2 separate regions of the Homo sapiens genome follow, and region 1 is linked to region 2. The links are chromatin loops, found by intact Hi-C in ENCODE. Cell type or tissue: dorsolateral prefrontal cortex. All regions are shown on one strand.

Region 1 (2,500 bases), 120 kb before region 2:
CAAAAGGTGTTAACTCCAAATAGAAAAATGTGAACTTTTGTTTAACAGCACCAAGTAAGGTTTATAGTTAGATTGAACCCTCAATAAAATGGAGCCTGCTTTGAAAGATTAATTTATCTTTGTTATCCATCCCTCATGTTAGTCAAAACATGATGACACATCTCTTCTTCCTGTCTAACACGAGTCTAGAGAAACATAATATTTAACCATGCTTATGAAATAAGAAAATAACAGAAAACTGAGGATAGGGTGGGGAGGAGGTAGCTTGGTTCCTAATATAATCTGCATTATATTAAGCAGTCCTCAACCAAGAAATGATTATATACTTCTAAGAATACTTCTTAAATTCTTTAAAAATCTCACTAGGTTTGAATCTGACACACCAGATACCATCGCTTTCCAAGTATTTCATCAGTGTTTTTCATCTGTCATGGGACACTGACATTTGATGAATTTTAAATGAGAGACTATATGGTACTACCAGCAGACAGCAGATAAAATAGCATCTTTTACCCCAACTCTGTCTCAGCATTGTCTTGAAAAAAATATTTGAAGAGCTCTTACTGAAGTTTGCTTTCCTCATAGAAACAAGAGAGTTCTTTATTTAACAAACCTATGCTTCTCAATATAGTGATAATACCTTTTGCCTGAGTCTGAAAGGGCAAAATAGGAAAATACCTAGAAGTGATTTTAGACTACACACCAAGGTTCACCCTGTGATTTTTAAAGGTTCAAATTTTGTTCCAATTTCTGCATTACAAGATTCTGTCATCTTATAATCCTCTCTGTCTTCATTTTAGAGTAATTTCTCAGGAAAAATGTTGCATACTAGGAAGCTTATTCAACCAGCCAAGAGAATAAGATAGATGTTTTCCCTTCTCTTGATGAGGAGATGTGGAATTTTAGTGTTCTGACAGGTCTAATGGTTGAGTCTCTTGGGTTTTTCAGGTTAAATCAGAAGGCAAAGTAGCACATATAAGAGGGCCACCTGAAGGAGGGCATTAAGTCACTGATGATAGAAACAGCTATGGTGAAAAGCTAGAGGTTTTCTAAGGAGTAGGGATCCAAAGCTCAAATAAGTCAGACCTGAGACATAGTAAGTATTCAGTAAGTGGTGTGTGTACAGAAGAGACCACTCACTACTAGAGCCAAGTTTTAACAATTTGAAAGAACACATTTAATATTAATAAAAACTAAGAAAATATATATATGAAGACTTGCTTGATAGCCATCGCTCAAAAAATTTTATTTCCCCAAGTGTATTTTAGTCACAATTTTAAAAATTGTAAGAAATTTTGTGTCATTAAAAAGCTCCTTATTCTCTTCTGGATATTTTGAAATATACAATAGTCAATCATTACACATTGCATAAATGTATCAAAATGTCACATGTACTCCAAAAATATGTACATCTATTGTGTATCAATAAAAACTTTTTGAGAGAAAAACCTTTATGAAAACCCTCCCTTATAATCAGCCAAAATTTGCTATCTTTATAACTTTTACATATGGGGTTACATATGAATCCTAGCTCAGTCCTTCAGTCCAAAGAAAGCAAGCCCACTTCCACCTCCTCATGACAAACATTTTGATGCTTAAATATTTAAAGACAGTTATCTCATCTCCATAAGCCTTCTCACTGTAGGTGAAACAACCTTACTCTTTCAACCATTTTTCTGTATGACATGGTTTTTAGAGATTATTTATCAGACACGTTGATTTTGTTCCATAAGGAGTTCTGAAAACATTAAGGTCCATATTATTAAGAGCTTCTTATGTTAATAAATAGAATATTTTAAATAAAAGACGTATGTATCAGAAATTTCTCAAAGAACTTAAAACAGAGCTACCATTCAACCCAACAATCCTATTACTGGGTATATACCCAAAGAAAAATAGATCATTCTTATCAAAAAGACACATGCACTTGTATATGTATCGCTGCACTATTCACAATAGCAAAGAAACGGAATCAACCCAGGTGCCCATCAATGGTAGATTGGATAAAGAAAATGCAGTATATATGTACCATGCAATACCATGTAATTATTAAAAAAATGGAATAATGTCTTTTGCAGCAACATGGATGGAACTGGAGGCCATAATCCTAAGCAAATTAATGCAGGAACAGAAAACCAAATACCACACGTTCTCACTTAGAAGTGGGAGCTAAATATTTAGCACACATGGACATAAATATGGGACCAATAGACACTGTGGACTACTGGAGAGTGGAGGGAGGAGGGGTGAGTTAAAAAAAAACTACTTACCAGATATTATGCTCACTACCCGGGTGGTGGGATCCATACTCCAAACCTCAGCATCACGCAATCTTCCCATGTAACAAACCTGCACATGTATCCCTGTATCTAAAATAAAAGTTGAAATTAAAAAAAGACATATGTAGGCATTTTGATATCTGCTTGAAGCTTTATGAATCACATGACTTACAACTGTCTTCTACCACCTGATGGTGAGAAGTGTTTGAAAATTACAGGTC
Region 2 (2,500 bases):
AATTTGAAGTCTTCCAGTTCCTTTGGGTCAATACCATCTGGATTCCATATACTCCCATCAGACTCACCAACAGCAATACATTTAGCACCAAAACGATGTAAATATCTCATAGAGTGTAGGCCCACATTACCAAATCCCTGAACAACAAATGTTTTATCTCTAAACCCTGGTGTCATTCCTAAAATGCTCATGTAAGAAGCTTCATTGATGAAGTTTTCAATCCCATGGAAGACACCACGGCCAGTAGCAGAGATGCGTCCATGGATTCCCCCTTGGCTGATGGGTTTACCAGTAACACAGGCGTGTGCATTAATATCATAGTGCCCTATGGTGCTGGCATAGGTATCAGCAATCCAGGACATCTCCCGCTCACCTGTGTTCATGTCTGGAGCAGGCACATCAACGCCAGGACCAATAAAGCCCTTCTTTGCTAGCTCCATGGTGAACCTCCTTGTGATCTTTTCCAATTCATTTTCGGTATAGTTCTTGGGATTGATCTTAACACCAGCTTTAGCACCCCCAAACGGCACATCAACCACTGCACACTTGTATGTCATCAGAGAAGCCAAAGCTTTTACTTCATCTACACTCACATCAGTGCTGTAACGGATACCTCCCTTGCAGGGCGTGCGGTGCTGGCTGTGCTGGGCCCGGTAGCCTTCGATGACCTCCCAGGAGCCGTCGTCGCGCCGGATGGGGAAGGAGAGACTCAGCACATGGTTGCAGGGCTTGATGATCCGCAGGATGCCGCGCACCCGGTTCCGCTTCTGCTCCTCGCTTTCCTGGGTCCTCAGGTCCTTCACCAACTTGTCCTCCACGATGCTGGCGCCGCGATCGAAGAAGCCCTCCACCATCTTGAAGAAGTTGGGGTCGTCCTCGCGGTCGGCCACCAACTCGCTGTAGTGGCGCCGGGCGGCCAATGCGAGCCCCGGCTGCGAGGCGGCGGCGGGCTGTCCGCGGCCCCGGCCCAGCAACGCGGCCGAGTGGTTGGCCGCGGAGCCCAGGGCAGCGGGCCCGGCCCGGGACGGCAGCAGCGCTTTGGCCAGGTAGCGGTACATCGCGGCAGGCGGAGGAGGGGTGCGTGACGGTCGCGGAACAGGTGCGCTTTCTCAGACTCCCCGCGACTAGGAAGGAAGGGTCCGGCGCGGGTTGCCCTTTTAAGCCGCAGCTTCCTGCCTGCCCGGCTGTCCCCTCCCCTTGGGCGCCACCTAACGGGGAGGACGGACTTTGGGGGCAGGGCGCCAACCAGGGCGCCGGACCTCCGGGTCCGGAGGTCCGGGGCGCCGGACCCGCCGCGGCCTCGCCGGGCCTGGCTGGCCTGTTTGTTCTATACTTCTAATGTTTAATAATTACCCAGAGCTTTGGATATATGCAATTCTGCAAAATAAATCAAAAGGAGTCAGAAGGCAATTTTATTTCCTAATAGACCCTTAGTTAGAATTTAACTTAAAAGCCATTTTTAACAAATGTAAACAATATCTCCCCTCCTCTCCATCAAAGTCTGACGGAGACAAATGAAAAGATTTTTTAGAAGAATAGGACTATATCAAGACCAAAAAAAAAAAAAAAAGCTAAGAAAGGGTACCATCAACAATCTTTACAGAACTTCTGGAAAGTAAAAAGCAAATGGTACTGGCCTGGGGAATAACCAAAGAAAATGAAACCTCAGCCCCGGATGGCAAAGGTAAGTGCAATTCTTCCAAAGAGAGCCCTGAGTGAAATTTTAAACAGGAGTGAACAAAACAAAAAGCAGAGATTGGGCCCTAGAGTACTCATGGCCTTATTTCATTTAATAAGTTGCATCCACAAGCAGTGGACCAGGAGGATCCTGCCCCCTCTCAGATAAAAAAGAGCAATTGGCAATGGCAGCTTTTGCCCCTTGGACAATGGTTCTCAAACTTGAGTATGCAACAGAATCACCTGAAGCACTTATTAAAACACAAATTTCTGAGATTCACTTGGAAAATTCCTTATTCGGCAGTCATGGAATGATTCACCTAACAACATGAAAGCATCCTAGAAGCTTTGAGTTAAACTATTAAATTATTTGCAAGAAAAACAACAATGCTGCCAAAACATACAACATAATGCATGTTAAAAATCACAGGATGTCTTATTATGAAGAACAAGGCAAAGATGCCTACATTTGCCATTTTTATTCAACATAGTATTAGAAGTTCTAATCAGAGGAATTAGGCAAGAAAGAAAAAAAAACAGAAAAAAAGTAAAATTACCTCTGTTCACGTATGGCATGACCTTATGTGTAGCAAACGCCAAATATTATACAGAGGGAGAGAGAGGGAGACAAACACATACACAGAGGTAATATACAAATTCAACAAAGTTGCTGAATACAAAATAAACACAAAAATATCAGCTACATTCCTATATGCTATGAAGTAAATATCTAAAAAGGGAACTAATAAAACAATTCAATTTACAATACTATCAAGAAGAGTAAAGTACTTAGGAATAAATTTAACCAGTGAGGCAAAAGACT

What was found. Hi-C counts contacts between places; a loop is a spot of excess contacts. Peaks named below come from ENCODE experiments on the same cell type or tissue, not always from the same donor. Only the 100,000 strongest peaks of a DNase experiment are listed, where the experiment ranks them.
Region 1: it touches region 2 in a loop (2.8-fold over the local background); 1 of 110 quality-filtered maps calls a loop at or near these places.

Annotation. Positions count from the first base shown.
Region 1 is chrX:121,163,928-121,166,427 of GRCh38, reverse strand. No RefSeq gene overlaps it. Among named protein-coding and RNA genes, the nearest start is that of GLUD2, 120 kb to the right of the region's middle. In dorsolateral prefrontal cortex, no CTCF peak of the experiment used is centred here; no DNase peak of the experiment used is centred here; H3K27me3 peaks cover 1,058 bases.
Region 2 is chrX:121,046,243-121,048,742 of GRCh38, reverse strand. It overlaps GLUD2 (glutamate dehydrogenase 2), which reads right to left and starts at 1,133. Exons shown (of 1, transcript NM_012084.4): 1 at 1-1,133. The coding sequence starts at 1,058. LOC105373328 (a long non-coding RNA gene) reads left to right here and starts at 1,269. Exons shown (of 4, transcript XR_938572.4): 1 at 1,269-1,684. In dorsolateral prefrontal cortex, a CTCF peak has its summit at 1,210 (motif pointing left); a DNase peak (open chromatin) is centred at 1,119; H3K4me3 peaks cover 1,365 bases; H3K27me3 peaks cover 1,910 bases.